Regions from separate parts of the Mus musculus genome. Here region 1 is linked to region 2. The links are chromatin loops, found by intact Hi-C in ENCODE. Cell type or tissue: heart. All regions are shown on one strand.

Evidence for each region. Hi-C counts contacts between places; a loop is a spot of excess contacts. Peaks named below come from ENCODE experiments on the same cell type or tissue, not always from the same donor. Only the 100,000 strongest peaks of a DNase experiment are listed, where the experiment ranks them.
Region 1: it touches region 2 in a loop (4-fold over the local background); 5 of 42 quality-filtered maps call a loop at or near these places.

What each region holds. Positions count from the first base shown.
Region 1 is chr8:121,225,826-121,233,825 of GRCm38, forward strand. No RefSeq gene overlaps it. Among named protein-coding and RNA genes, the nearest start is that of Gm33739, 16 kb to the left of the region's middle. In heart, a CTCF peak has its summit at 3,271 (motif pointing left); DNase peaks (open chromatin) are centred at 3,273 and 3,879; H3K27ac peaks cover 2,025 bases; H3K27me3 peaks cover 467 bases.
Region 2 is chr8:121,389,927-121,397,926 of GRCm38, forward strand. No RefSeq gene overlaps it. Among named protein-coding and RNA genes, the nearest start is that of Gm26747, 25 kb to the right of the region's middle. In heart, CTCF peaks have their summits at 850 and 3,425 (motif pointing left); DNase peaks (open chromatin) are centred at 3,395 and 5,545; H3K4me3 peaks cover 855 bases; H3K27ac peaks cover 3,907 bases; H3K27me3 peaks cover 3,613 bases.

The DNA.
Region 1 (8,000 bases), 160 kb before region 2:
AGATCAGTGCTGACAGGAACCAGGGAACCACACACCGAGTTGCAGACACCCTCTGAGCAGCAGCCACAGTACTGGCTGCCTGTTCACACAGGCCTTGGGCCATCAGGCTGAGCTCTAGACTCTTTCAATGAAGGCCCGGGGGTGTAGCTGGTTGCCCACTACCCATTGGAAGATGAGCTTGAACAATTCAAAACTTCCTCTTCCTGGAGTTACAGACAGGTATCCATGCAAGAGAGCATCTGCACACATTGCTGATGTGGTTTGCAGACCACAGGGAGGCAGCAGGGAATCCTTGGCTTTCTGCTGCTTCAGGGTCAGCTTTGGCTTAGCGTTGCTTAAAAACCATTCAGCTCTTTTTCCATAGGTTCTCTCTGGACCATGGGATGGAGCCCAGAGCATCAGCACGGCCCACTGTGAGCATCCTCTGGATGCTATAGTAGAACATGTTCCACAAAGGAGGTCTGGATCTTTGGCACAGGTTGAGCAGGTCCCTGAACAGGCCTGGTGGATAAACACCATGAGGTTGGGATGCGCAGGAAGCGGGTTCTGTAGGTGGATGCACCTGGAAACCAATGCCAGCCTTAAGTGAGGGACGCCTCTGCCTCTCACTATTCTGCATCTTTGAGACTGGAAGAATCCCATCAGCCCCAGCTCAGAACCATATGCCGGCTCGTTCCTGGGCTGTCTCCAGATTGTTTTATCCCCAGGAAGCAGTCAGAGAGGTAAGAGCATATGGACCAGTAGCGGCAGGTGTGTCTCCATCAATGGTACCCTTTGGTCCAAAGGCACAGAAGCCAGTTCTGCGCCTCACTCTGCTGACATCTAGAGAGGCCGCCGCTCTTCCTGCATCCACTCACCCACAGGTCTGTAACTGTCTGCTGGTAACCTGGTAACAAAGTATCACTTTCTTTGTGCTTGAACAGCAGCCGTTTATCACCCCCCCTCCCCCCCCAAGGCGCTGCAGAGCTGGTCTTCCGAAGCCTCTCTACATACCTTGTAGAAACTATCTGCAACCTGTGTCCCTCTTTTTACGTTCATCCCTTTAAAATAAAGTCTATGCTCCGGGTGTCAGTTCTATTGGGTCAGGGTCACCCCCCCGACTCCTGTGAACACAGTCACCCTTCAAGCGACCCATCCCCAAACATAGCTATATTCTGAGATCCCAGGGCTGAGGCTTCATCCCATGGGTTTGAGGGGTCCTTTTGTTCATGGTGAGGCTAAGCCTAGCTGGCAGCAGGAGCCGGTCTATCCTATTTGTCAGTAAGATGGATGGTAAGTGGTGAATGGGGTGAGGCCTCTTCCCCTGGGCTGGCTGCGGTAGAAGTTACATTGTGCTTCAAGCGAGCATCTGAGAAAGGTGAGGCACAGGAGGGGATGCCCAGGAGAAGCGGCCAGGCAGGGGTTATGCTCAAGGGACGGGGCATCTTGAACCCAGATTGAGCTCTGAGTATTGACAGGTAGGGGAAGTTGACCTGCAGAAGTGACAGGTGTGTCACCTGTGAGGCTCTAGGGACCTAGATTTCCCTTTTACTGTTGTTATCAGCAATTAGAAGTCTCTTTCCCTGGGGGAACAGGGAGGGAGGGCTTAGCAGGTAAGGGGCTTTCTATGTATGCATGAGGAAGACATGAGTTCAAACACTTGCACTTGTGTAGAAATCTGGGCGTGGTATATGCCTGTAAGCCCAGCCCTGGAAGGCACAGACAGGTGGATGCAGAGAGCCCGCTCACTCGCTGGCCAGCCTAGCCAAAATGGCAAGCTCAAGGTTCAGTTTGAGACCCTGTCCCCAAAACCAAGCTGGAGAGTGATAGAGGAAGACAGTGAAAACCTCTGGTTTCCACAAGAGCACCCCTGTGTGTGAACACATGGGCATTAGTGTGTGCGTGCACACACACACACACACACACACACACACACACACACACACACACAGGCACACCACATGCCATGCATAAAATCATGCTTTTAAAAAATGAAGTCCTCCTCCGGTTGTTCTGACGTAAGAAGAGCAGCGGTGAGTGATGGAATCCTGGCTGTACCGTCACCTTGGGGAGGCCGTCAGCAACCTCCACCCACATCCCCTGACTAGCCATGAGGCAGGGTGCTGGGCTGCGGAGGCGACCCAGCTGGATGGCATTACCGCGGTTACTGTAATAGAGAACAGGATTCGCTGACAAATTTGATGCTTTCTCCTATGGCTGCCGTGAACTTGACAAAGTGTGAGGCAAACCGCAAGCCGTCAGCATCGGGCAGCAAAACAAAAACAGGCTGGCAAGAGAGGAGGCCATGCTGCGCAGGGTCGGCGTCAGCGCTGTGGTTCTGGGCAGAGTTTGCTGGGCTAGGAGATACTGAACACGGCGTGGGCAGGGGCAGGGGAGGTGGGAGGGCGGTGGGGTAGGCTCAGGTCGAGGCCAATGTGGGGGGTGAGCTGGGGTCAGCTTGCTTGCCCTGTTCCCCTCCATCATGAGCTCTGTGCCGGGCACTTGGCCCCCAGCCTGGACAGGGCACCCCCTATAATAAGCAATCAGAACTCTGGGTTCCTTGGAGTGGTCTTTGTTGGCGCTGGGACCCAGTATAGAGCAGGTCTCTTGTCCTTAGGCCAGTGCAGATGTTCACATCTGTTACGGAAGACATTACTGACCCTCCCGGTTTAATCACCGAGCTCCACGTGTGCAGCTAACCTGTCAGTGCTGTTCCAGAGCCTGCTCTGCCATTGTGAAGGAGGTGAGCTAGTTAAACCTCAGGAAATGACTGTGTTGTCTAACCCAGCTCGAAACAGGCAGTTCACGGCCAGGAGGACAGACAGCAGCTGGAGGCAGAGAGGATGGTAAGAGGCTTTTAACACATTGCCTGGTTCTGCAGGAGAGCTTCCACTGAGACCACACATAGGATTTAGTTGTCTCACCAACATGGTAGGCATGTCCCCTGTGGCCCATTTTCTTTTGCATGGGAGAGTGTTGGGTCAGCGTGGGTCCCCAATGCACCCCAACACTGGCACGTGATCAGGTCATGTAGGAAACCCTCTACTTGGAGTATCCTGCCTGCTGTCTCAGAATCCCCAGCTGCGTTCACAGAAACTCAGCTGAAAGCTTGCTCATCTCAGAGACCCCTCCAAACCAGAGGGACAAGGGCATGTCCTGCCTACCTGGGACTGGGGTAGGGCATCAACCAGTTTCTCATTTCTCATGGTCAGTCAATTTGGGACCATGAGTCTCCTAACATTTGGCTGCTCTGGGACTGGAGCATGTTGGCAGGAAGTCATTCCAGCGCCCCCTTGTGTGTGGGAGGAGTAATGGCAAAATCGGCCACTGCTTCCCACCAATGTCACCAATGGATCTCAGGACTGAAAGACATGTCCGGTAGTAAAAAATTAAGCCTTTCCTTTCCCTTCTGGTTTTTATTTACATTTTCCTTTTCTCTGTATGTTCAGTGATCCACCTCTGCCCATTTTGCCAGCTCAACCTTTCCCATCAGTTTGCACCTATACCCTGTCTAGCCTGGTGTTTTTTGTTTTGTTTTGTTTTGTTTTTGAGTTTGGGTCTGGTAATGGCTATTGTGTTTGGCTTGAAGTCTCCCTGGGGACCCATGCCACCGATATCCAACCAAGACAATTCTACGAAGTCCCCTCAGATCTGTGGCCCGTCCTCTAGAGCCATGCTTTAAGACCATTGCCACCAAGGTTATCCAAAGATTTGCTCCCCTGTGACCTTCAGATCTGGAGTCCTGGGTAAAGCCACGTGGCCAGGGCCCCTGAAACCAGGGACAGGACCCACTAGCAGTTCCTGGGCCTTCTCTCCTCCCCGCCCTCCATCTGCAGACACTTTCTAAGACTCTTCTTCATTCTTGTTCCTCAGCTGGTGGCCCATGGCTCTGAAACCTGACACCCCACAGGCAGCTAGTGATGTCTCAGGGAAGGAAGTGAGCCTGTGATGTGGACCGATAGGAATCTCAGTGTTTCCTCAGGGGACACAGATCACTCAGCGCTGGAGAGCTGACTGTGGTGGGTGCCAGGGATGAAGGACAGTCTATTCCCGGGGGGGGGGGGGGCTTCTAAGATGAGGTCGTTTCAGGGAGGAGCACAGAGGAAGCCCCAGGGAGAACTTGTCAGTCGCCAGTCCTGGAGAGAAAGCCCATGTCCCAACGTGAGCCTTTTATGGAGAGCCCTGTGTCACATGGAAGCCTGTGCCCGTGGGGTGTGGGGGCTACTTTTCCAGCTATTTTCCCTGTGACTGACTGTGAGCCTGCTCTTGGCTTATAAAAAGTGTGTGCTGAAGAAGCCACACATCAGGCAGGCCCCAGAGCCTCCTGGGAACTCATCCCTGCCCACAAGCACCTCCCCACAATGGAAAGAGCACCTCAAATTGTATTGGGTGACAGAGATGTGGCGACCATCTCTACCTTGCTGGGTAACTGGGATTCCTGGCCAGTTTTTTTCCACCTCTAAATTCTGTCTATGGGTTTCATTACAGTTTTGATTAGAATAATTATATATCTACTTTTTATAATAATAAATTATAATATAGTAAATAATAATAATAATAATAATAATAATAATAATAATAACTAGTTTTTGAAACAAGACCTTACCATGTAGCCTAGGATAGCTTGGAATCCACCATGTAGTCCAGGCTAGCCTTGGGATTCCAGCAATTCTTCTGCTTCAACCTTTCAGGAGCTGGGATGACAGGCATGGGCCGCCCTGGGCCACACAGCTGGTTAAGCAGGAACTGGGCCTTTGCAAACCCAGACACCTCTGAGAGTGAACAGCCTCTGGCTCTCACTGACCAAATCGTGCACTGACTTATTTAATTAGCGACTGATTCACGTGCAGATTTTGAGACAGGGCCTCGGGATGGATGAGGCAGGGTTCGTTTGATGGCTGAAGACTGACAGGTTCTCCCTGGGGACTCCCTCTGGGCTTCCCTGTAATATCTCTAGTCTCAGAAGCTCCCGGGATGAGACACCACGGCAGCCCAGGCTGGCTTTCCACTCGTGCCTCCTGAGTGTTGTGAGTACCACGTCAGGCTGGATGGAGTGTTAACAGGTGGACAGTCGCTTCCGAAGGCACAAGCCCGTGGGAATTCATGTCCTCAACCCAGAAGCCTCAGGATGAACTGTCAGCCCTCTCTCCCCTGTTGCTTTACAGCCAGCTCTCAGGTAAATGTTCATCTTCCCCCAAAACGCCCTGAGTGGCACGGCTGCTAGACCCGAAGAACTCTTACTGCGTGCATGTTTTCAGTCAGGACCTTGAGCTCATCCCAGCGGGACCCTCCCAGCCTGGCTAAGGACGGGCTTGCCATCCCAAGAACACTGAACACTCTTAAAGGCATGGGGCGTAGTGAGAACTTTGACTTCCGAGTAACAGGTTGACTCACATTTATTGTATTACGAGATGAAAATGGAGTTTTAGACATTCTTCACCCATGATTTATGTTAAAGTCATGCATCATATGCTCATTTTATATTACAAGAATATATATATACATATATATGTATATGTGTATATATATGTATATATATATATATGTGTGTGTATATGTGTGTAATCATAGGGAACAAAAGCATGCAGGAATGAGTGAGCTTTGTTTTATGGCCCTGGCTCTTCAGCACCAGGCACGTAGAATGTATGCCGGCCTTGGAAGTATCTGTCACATATGACATTGGGTCTCCCAGCTCCTCTAACACAGGGTAAGACATCATCAGATTGCGGAAGGGAAAACCAAGGCCCAGAGGTCGGAAGCTGCTAGCCTGAGGTCACAGGTGTACGGCTGATCACAACCTGTACTGTGCACAAATGTGGGCTTCTTCCAGAGACTGGCACAAGAGGTAGCCAGGAATGAGCTGTTTAAAACCCTGAGTAATGGAACTTAATGTCACTCAGAAATGGGCTTCCCTCAGATGCCCCCATCTCCTATGTGTTATCCAGGTGCTGCCCCAACCTGATGGCCATTGGCTGGCCGGCCCTCCCTCCCTCCCTCCCTTCTTTCCTTCCTTCCATGTACCACCAGGCCTGTTTTATTCCGTGCTGGGTATCAGACCCCTAAGGGTCCAAGGGATAGCAACCCCTTGGCAAAGCCGAGGAGGTACAAACAGTTCCCCTACTCACCACCCACAAACCCAGGAGCGTCTCTGGCTTCCAGTGCACATGAGCCTTTGCCTCCTCCTGCCCCTGCCTGATCCCTGGACAGACAGGATGCTCTGCCCAGGGTCAGCTCTTCTGGGTTTGCCCAGGAGGGCAGAAAACAGCAACTTAAAGTGACAGGACTGACTTTCCTATGCTATGCCCCGGGCCTCTGAATCTCCCGGCATGCCTGGTGGCTGAGCCTGCGAATGTTCTGCAAGGTCATTTGGTGGCAGAATTGTGGCGGGAAACAGAGGCAGACACAGCCCAAGCTGGACTCCACTCAGTTCTTCTGGCTTCAAGGATGCATGAAAGGAACCTGCCTCACAGACAGCGTTTAACTTATGAGTTGTGGCCACCTCGGTGCAGGCATGGCCTCACTTCTCTGTTGCCTGGGAAAGCAACCCTGTGGCCCTGGCTTTGTTATCCACCATATGTTGCACAGGGGGTGGGAGAGGATCAATCTGTGTGACACTGAACAAGCTCTGTCACCTCTGAGGCTCTCTCTCCAACCCTGCAATACAGAGGGCAACTATATAATAGCTAGCCAGGTGGTGGTGCATACCTGCAACAACCCTAGTTCTTAGGAAAAGAAGCTGAGGCAGGAGGATGAATTTTTACAAGTTTGAGACTAGCCTGAGCTACATAGTCCTCCCCAGTAATAATAATAATAATAATAATAATAATAATAATAATAATAATAAAACAACTTATGGTTATATTGAGAACAACTCAGGATGGAACGTATTTATGCTCTCTAGCTCCTACTCTGCATGTGATGTTGGCTTTTACAGATGGACTCTGCTCTTTCTGTCTCAATGACCACAGGCCACAAATGCATGTCTCTCCTTCAGTGATTCAGTGGAGGCCGGTGGTGGACACTGAGGCTAGCTCCGATGTTGGAGTACTTGCTTATCATGCACCAAGCCCTGGGTTTGATCCCCAACACCACACACACACACACACACACACACACACACACACACACACGGTAACACATGATAGAACATGCACAACAGCCCAGCACTCCAGAAGTTCGAGGGCATTCTTGACTATAGAATGAGTTCTTGATGAGTTTGGGGCTAGCCTGGGCTACAAGAATGAAGACAGAGCGCAGACTCAGTGTGACCCTCCAAGGATAATGAAAACTTCTTCCTTGAACCAGGTAGTGTGATCAGGGTGTGGGGAACGCATGACGGAAGGTCACCTTGGTATCAAGAAGCACAGCTTTTGAGGGGACAGGCCCCTGTGCTGGGGAAATGCCCACAGTTTGCCCACTCCCAGGAGAGTGGCATGTAGCAGAAGGGCATCCCTGCCCCAAGTGGGACTAGCCAGAGAGTCAAAAGTGGCTGTGTGTTTGTAGTAACACCTGCCACCCATTACTGCCACTAAGCCGGGCCATTTAATCTCAGTAAATCTCAGAATAATGCAATTAGAGGAGATAACCTGGGCCCAGGACCGAGGAAAGTTTCACCCTTTCAAAGCCAGGCTTAGGATAATCCGCAGGGCAGCCATCTTCTTTATTTTCCTGTCAGCTAAGGTTTCTCTTTCCACTCGGCCCCCTCCTGCCCCTGCTCTTTTTTCCCAGGCCAAAAAAAAAAAAAAAGTAATGAGAGGAGGGGGAGAGAAAGAAAAAGGATACAGAGTGTGAGAGTTCTGAGACAGCAGCAGACCTGGGTTCTGTGTGGCATTCTGTCTCTTTTCTGATGATACACACACACACACACACACACACACACACACACACACTCACACATAGCACACACATATGAATATATACATATATACATACACACATATATATGCACACACCCATATATATACACATATACACATATATTTGTTTATATAAGCACATATATGCATACACATATATGCACA
Region 2 (8,000 bases):
AAAGCTCTAGAAAGCAAAATGTAAACTGAAGTTTATGCAGAAGAAAACAGCCAAAGGGCTAAACATGCAAGAAACTCACTAAACAAGAAACGGAACCCAACATGAACCCAAAGCCACTCTCTCTGGCACCTTCGCTCCCTACACAGCCTGGCTCTGCTTCCAAGTTCATCCACTCAGCTGGTCACCCCATAAAATGCTACCTAGTGAAGCCTGTTAAGAACGTGTGGGCTAGGGGGTGGGGGTCTAGCTCAGCCGATAGGGTGCTTGTCTACCATGCAGGAACCCCTAGGTTCCATCCCCTGGTATCTGCCATCCCCACCCTCAGGAAGTAGAAACAGGAAGATCAGAACTTCAAGGTCATCCTCAGCTACATCGAGAGTTCAAGGCTAGCCTGGGCTACATGAGATTCTTTCTCAAAAAGGGAAGTTTAAAAAGTATTTTAAAAGTACTGTCCTGAACCCAAGCTACCAGTTCTCCCTGGCTTAGCCCTCAGGGCGTGTTAAGTTTCTTTAAGTGTCCAGAGAGGTTATTGGCATTGTTCTCCATCTTGACTCATTGGGAGACGCCACCAGGTGAGTTTGGAACGACCACTGGTTTGCCTTCAGTGTGGTGGAGTTTGCAGAGTGGCTGCAAGCATGGCTGGGGGGTTCCAGAAAGCCTGGGGCGTTTATGCACCACAGGCCTGGGCTCCAGTTAAGGGAGAGTCGGCTACCAATGTTGTACAAACACGAAAGCGAGGTCCAGGACACCGAGTGGGCAAGGGGATGAAGGGAGAGCATCATACAGAACAGCAGCAGGGAGATGGGTGAGATGCAGGAAGCCTTCCTCCACACTGTGGAACCACTGCCCCTACCGGCCAAGTTATATCCCCAGACAGAGCCACGGCGGCAGGAGAGATCTGAACTACCCTGCTCCTGAAGGGCATGCAGCTAGCTGGGAAGGGCTTTGCCTCCCAAGGCTCACTCTCCTGAAGTGCAGAAGAGTTTGCACAAGAGCCTGGCGGGTTTGATCTGTGAAGCTCGTTTGCACAAAGGAACGTGGAGACTTCCTCCTCACACCCAGTTCAGACGTGTTAGCTGATCCCTAAATGTCAATCCAGGGTTTCCTGTCTCCTTCCAAAAGAACCACACGATGGTAGGCAGGGATATGCAGAGGGGCAAGGTGAGACTCCTGGGATCCTTCAGGACCAACTTCCCCTGAAGCAACAGAGGTGGGGGTCCTGGGGTGAAGGCTGCATACCTCCAGAGTCTCCTGGTCTGAGGGTCTGCGTTTCTTTTTACCTTTTAACTAAAACACGGCACCAAAGATGGGCCCTGATTGCCTTCAGCTGTCAGGGAGGACCAGAGAGCATCTCCCCACCTTTATGCCTAGAGATCAATCATGCCTTTCTCGGAAAACAAAAATTGAGAAGTTTACAAACATAAGATGCAGTCTCTGAACCAGCACGCTATTGCTGACGCTATTGGTGACAGATGCAGCTGATGCCTGCCAGCGACTCGGGCCTCCCAAGATGCTTAGTCACTCCCACATGTAGAGGGGGAACTGAGTCTGCATTCTCCCCTTCACCGGGAGGAAAAAAAAATCTCCAAAGGGGTGGGGTGGCCGCACCAACCGTGAAAACCCACCAACTTGCCAGGCAAAGGGAAGTGGCCAGGCACAGCCGGGCAGGCTGGGGAGTTCTCTATTTAACACTCCCCCCCCCCCTACTCCCCTCCAGCCAGGAGTTCTGCACATCAACCCTGAAAGTCCTGCTTTGCTTGGTCCCTGAAAGCTAAAATATTTTCAATTAAATGAGAAAATGTTTGCTGCTGAATGGCCTATTACAGCTGTCACCATCCTGATTTCTAGAAATAAACAAGACTTCGAGAAGGCCGGCCTGGGCAGAAATGCAAGTTAACACTAATTGGTGGGTAATTAAATTATCCCCTAAGCCAACGTGCCAGGTGACCGGCTCTTTCTGTGCGTCAGCCCTCGCTCTGATAACAGCTCCTCCGTGCGACAGCGGAAATGTGAATGGCTCTTGCCAGAGCTGCCCCCTTTTATTCTCTAGAGCTTTCTACATATCAAATAGCTAAGAAGCCAACACACACGGGGGTTGGTTCACATTTTCTCCGGATCATCTTACAGAAGCTTGCTCCATACAAACAGGGCCCAACACACAAAGTTTATTTTCTAATGTGTTAGTATCTTGCACAAGAAAAATAGCGCTAAGTTACAGGAAGATTTATTTACATGGTAACTGTTCGCTGGTGTCTGCCGCTCAACTCAGAATGACTTTCTCCCAAAGGGCAGAATCTTTAAACCAGAACAGAATTTATTTAAACAGCTGGTGGTTTCTTTCTTTCTTTCTTTCTTTCTTTCTTTCTTTCTTTCTTTCTTTCTTTCTTTCTTTCTTTTCTTCTTTCTTTTTTTTTTGCACAATCATTTTATTAATACATGAACCCTTGCTGTGAACGGAAGGTAACTAACTCGTACAATTTGTAAACACATACAAGCATAAAAGCTGGTGTGTCAATCAATTAAAACTTCAAGAAACGATATGAGATTAATTGCTACCAGACCAGATGAAGTCACGCTTCTCCCTCCGCCGTTCTGTCTTTACCGTCGAGTGTGGAGCCCAGAGAAGCCTCCTCTCGCTCATCCCCAAGAAGAAAGAGCCCCATTCTCAGAGAAGGAAATAAATCTTTTTGCTGCTTTTGTGGAATCCCAGATTGTCTGAGATATTTTGCCGACACTCAGGCTGCCTTCTAGATTAGAAACAGCTCAGCTAATGGTTGCCTAAAAGAAATTAATGAGCCATGCTGTCCATCAAGGTCATCTGAAAATGTCTGTAGATTAAACACTCAGTGCGACAAATCACGGGACCACATTCTTAGGGAGACGGGTAGAAAAATGTTCACTTGAGGAAGAAGGTGAAAAATTCTTCCTGACCAGGAGACAGTGACAGGAGAGAGCTAAAGCCAAGAGCAGCCAGTGTCTGACAGGTGCCAATGGGAAGACACAGGGAGTAGCTCCGGCCCAGACTCTCCCCGCCATCCTCCGAGACTAGGTGCCCATCGTGACTGACACCTGTCAATTCAACTCTGCGGGCACTCGGTCTCCGTGGTGACCATGAGGGCAGAGAGTGTGTGGTCAGGCACCTTAATTCTGAGATATTAAGTGTCTCCTAAGTGCCCCACACCTCTCTCTCTCTACCCCCTAGGTCCTTTCCTAAGGATCGGACATTTGGTGACAGACATTTGGCCTAACTACTTTAAATAGTCTTTGATAGGTGGCACCTTGCAGAGGCCTCATAGAGGAGTCTCCTCTTTCCGTGGAAGTTCGCAGAGATGGGCTTGTGGCAGACCTCACTGTCCTGCCCTCCCCACCCCCACTCCACCCTCCTATCTCTAGAAGTCACAGCACCATCTACTGGGCAGCAGCCAGACGTCCCCAAGAAGGTTGCTTTCTGTTCAAGGGTCCAGAGTGAAGAAAGGAATATGGATTGGTGGGAATCACAGAGAAACGGTCGCCTGCCTCTCTGTATTGGCACGCTGATCTATCCCCCGTCGACCTACCTTTAATATATATATATATATGCTTTTTTTTTTTATCATTTAAGAGTTTTGTGTTAACAGAGAATTTCTGAGGTAAAAGTTATCTTCCCTTCCATTTACCCCTCTGTATACCTCCTGAGGTTACGGGTGTGAGACACTCACATACACACAAGCACACCAAACACACACATATTCAATGCACACATGCAGTCTCTCCCACGCACATGTGCACACACACATGCACACATACATATGCACATGCACAAATACACAATACACACACTTCCGATTTAGGTAAAGTGCTTTAAAAACAAATATTTGGGGTGTGTGTGTGTGTGTGTGTGTGTGTGAGCGTACACACATGCACGCATGTATGAATGTGTGCCCGTGGAGGTAGAGGCACTGGATCACCTGAAACTGGAGCTACAGAGAGTATGAGCCACCCTATGTGAATGCTGGGAACCGGCTTGGGTCCCCTGGAAGAGCAGCAAGCACTCTTTAAGGCTCGGCTGTCTCCCCAAGTCCCCAGTGGAGTTCTCTAATCCTTCCTGGACCCCACGGGTTTCCAGAACACAAAGCACAAGACAGGAGTAACCCAAATATTATTCCAATTTTTTTCCAGGCACTTAAGCAAAATAACTTTCTCTCTTTTTTTCTTACATTTATGTAGCTTTTGTTATAAATACAATCACAGTCCAAGCCCACATCTGCCTAGTGTCGGTCTCTGGATTTTCCTATGCAAATAGCCAGCCACCCTTCTTCCTTGTGTCCGCTCGTTCTGCAGTTCAAATATTGCTTTCTCTTTGTAACGAAAGGCAAAGCACTCCCGTTACCAGAGCGCCTGCCTTACATGTGTGTTTCTATATAAAGATAGAATTTCCCGTGGCCAAGAACATTCATTTTTGTTTTCTTTACATTTTTTCCGTGTTTTAAGACATTGGGAAGATTTTTTTTTAATTGGCAACTTAGGTTTACAAATTAAAATTACAATCAAATTTATTTTGTATCACACTTCAACCATTCTAAAAGAGGAACATTTTAACTGGGTCTTGTTTCTCATTATTATACATCATAAAAAAAAATAATAAGTGATCCTGGACCCCAAAGCCGGGCTTGCTATCATGTTACAGTGACAGGCTGTCTCGTTTCGGGCGTGTGGAGAGACCAGAGTATTTACTTTCTGTAACTTAATTTCTCACTCAATAGAGTTTGAAAGCTCTGGATATTATAAAGGCAAACTCATTTTCTGCCGGAATAAAATGAGAAAATGAAAATTTTGAAATTCATTTTATTTGGTAAATTCAGTAGGGACTCCCCATGAACCCCTGAGATAAAACAGCCCACCCTGTTTACTTTCCCCTTCTTTTAGAGCCTTAAAATGAAAATGGAAGTCCCTCCCTCCCCTTCCTATGTGATGTTTGTGTAGAAATTCTAGAATCTCCTTCCTAAATGGGGAGAGCAGAGCTCAGGCTGCCTGCACTGGCCCAGGAGAGCCAGGAGGCTGGGGAGAGTCACCCCAGAGCTGAAGCGGGGCTCAGGAGCTCGGGGCTGGAGGGAACAGAGGGAAAACTCACGGTTCTGGGTCCACTTCCCAGCCTGATCCTTATTCCAAAAGGAAACGAGACTGATTTGTGTCGAAACAGAAATGAGCATCAGGAAACGGGCAGTGCCGATAACCAAACAATCGATTGTAGAAACACAACAAATTAAAAAAAAAAAAAATCGGGTTTTTTTCCATAATGGAAAAGCGAGTGAGGAGGGGGAAGGCGGCAGGGCACGTTTTAACTTTTTCCAGGGCCTGCACTGGTCCCAGGTCAGTCTAAGTAAGAGCTTGGGGTATTAGCCTGTGTATCCATGTAATACGAAGGCTGCTTTGACTGGCTGCTGTGGATCAGGCTGATCGAAACCTCCAAATTCCCTGCGTGAGACGGCCATCGACTCTGCTGCAGATCTGCGGTCCCTGCCTTAAACTCAGCGGCCCGAGCCCCTGGGGATCTCCCTGGATGACAGGAAATGGGGACATGTTAAGGACATTTCATCGGCATTTGCCTCCAAGCTGGGGAGCCAGGATGGACATTTCATGATTGGTCCCACCACGAAGATAGATGGGGTGAGAGAGACAGGGTGTTCTGAGCATGTGGTCGGCATCCTGTGGCCTGGAGAACAGAGAGACTTCACCCTGAATTCCCATGAAAGGAATAAAAACAAAGAGTTTGCATTTTGCAGTGGGGCCATGTTTCAAATTCATTAAAGGGTGGTCCTCCACAGCTGGGGTGTCTCGGAAAAGGATGGCCATAGTTTCTTGTTTATGGTGTGGGGATGTGCATGGGTGCCGGTGTCTGTGTACATGTATGTGTGTGACTGGGGTATGAGTGTGCATATACACATATGGCATACCTATGTGTGTGTATGTTAAGGGGATGCATGCATGTTTGTGTCTGTGGTCTGTGTATGTATGTTTATGTATGTATGTGTATGTGTTTATATGTTCATGTGTTTGTGCATGTCATATGTATACACGTGTGTGATGTGTGTGTGTGTGTGTATGCATGTGTGTTTTCTTCCCGAGATCAAAAGGATAAAGAACTCGTTCCTCCAGCCAACTAAACACTGGCGTGCAGAAACGCAGAGCCTGTGTTTAACAGTGTCCTGCAGGAACCCGTCTTGAATTTTTTCAAGTCCTCTCTTTGATCAAAAGCCGGCAGAAAATTCCATTTCTTCTCGTTCTGTTGCATTTAACACGGACTAACACAGGGTGAGTTTAAACAAACAGCCGGCTGGAGCATGAATACGCCTTTCAGTCTGTGGAGCTTGAGGTGGGCTGGATCCAGGGGAGGGGTGGCAGGCAGGGGATTAGCTGGAGGGGAGAAAAGCTCACGAGTTTAGGAGGCAGCAGCTAAGACTGTCCAAAGCCCCTGCAAGGAGACCTAAAGCTGTCTCCACACCCGGAGCCCGAGCCGCACCAAGAGGCCGCACTGTTGAAATTCTTCTGCCTGGAAGATAAATGGCCTACTTTACTCTCAAGTGTCAAGTAGAGAAAACAAAACAAAACAAAAATCCCTTCCAAGTGGATTTTCGGAGGATAATCCGCCATCAGCCCGAGCGAGCGCAGCAAGAGGGAGCCTGGAAAGAAGGGGAACCGGAGGGACTTCCAACTCCAGCACCCAAGGGTGGGATGCAGGGAGCCGAGAAAGGCCAAGGCCAGGCTCTGGTACCTTTGAGGTGCGGCCTGAGGCTGGCTGCCCCTGACAACAAGGCACCCCTGTTAGCTTTCTCAGGTCTAGACTCCAACAACTCAGACATGCCCCGAGCACTCTGGCCAATGAGGCCCTCCAGGGTGTCACAGCCGTCCAACACACTTCGGCATATAGGCTTGGGACTGCTGTGGGTGATAAGGGTGGGATTTGGGGTGTTTCTGAGTCCAGCTACCCCAGTAAAGAGCTAGCTCAGTGAGATTTCCTATGTCATTGTCTCTGCTGCTGGCTACCTTTCACGCTGATGCTTCCGTTTGAAGAAGGCCATTGCCAGCCCAGGCCATGACAAGCTTCCTTGACTGCTGAGGTCTGAAATCTCCCTCAACTGTCACATCCTGCAGAAGAAGACAGTTGTCCTATCAGATGTCCATCAAAAGAAGTCCCCCCGGATCTCAGCCCAGCCAAGGCTGAGTCCAGTGGCCAGGTAGGTGGATAAGAGCAAAGAACCTTACAGGAGTCCTGTCCAACTCCTCCTTATCCTTCTCCTGACTGTGTGCAACCCTCAGAACTCAGGATGAGCATTGGGAGAAAGAGGGATGAAAATGGTCACCCTGAGCGGCTAGAGGCTGGAGTAGCTTATTAGCAACCACCCGGGCATGGCCTCAGGGAGGGCAGGTAATAATGGAGAGGCATTTTGTGGAGATTTGAGCCAGGGGAGATGAACCAGGGCAGTAATTACAAGCTGACAAGATTGAATTACCATGCGGAGGAGGCTCTGAGAGCCATCCAGCCGGTAAATGTCCCTCTAGCCCTTGGTACAGTCTGGCTTTCAACTGTGTTGGAGCAGGCTTAGTTCAAGCCTCGGGAAATGATGCGTCTTTAAGGTGAGAAAGGAACAGGGTAGAGCCTGGTCGGTCGCTATGCCTGGAACACACCAAACACACACTGCCCCCCCCCACCACCACCACCACAGGCTTTTTCTGAAGAAGCGGAAAACAAACCTTAGCTGTCACAAAGCACGGGCAAAAGAATTCAGAGATCTGATGTTCGTGGATGTGTGCACACAAACAATGCTTTGTTTAAATTTTATTTATTTTAAACAGCACCTTTGGTTCTTCTAGCCAAACAAACCCCCTCTTTCAAACTATCACCCTGACTCCCACAGAGCTGCCCCTCACGAATGTAAACAGGAGAGCTTCCCACCAGCCTCTTGATGGAATGTTCTGAAACGCCAGCAGCCACGCTTTCATTTTACGGCAGCCATGGCTTC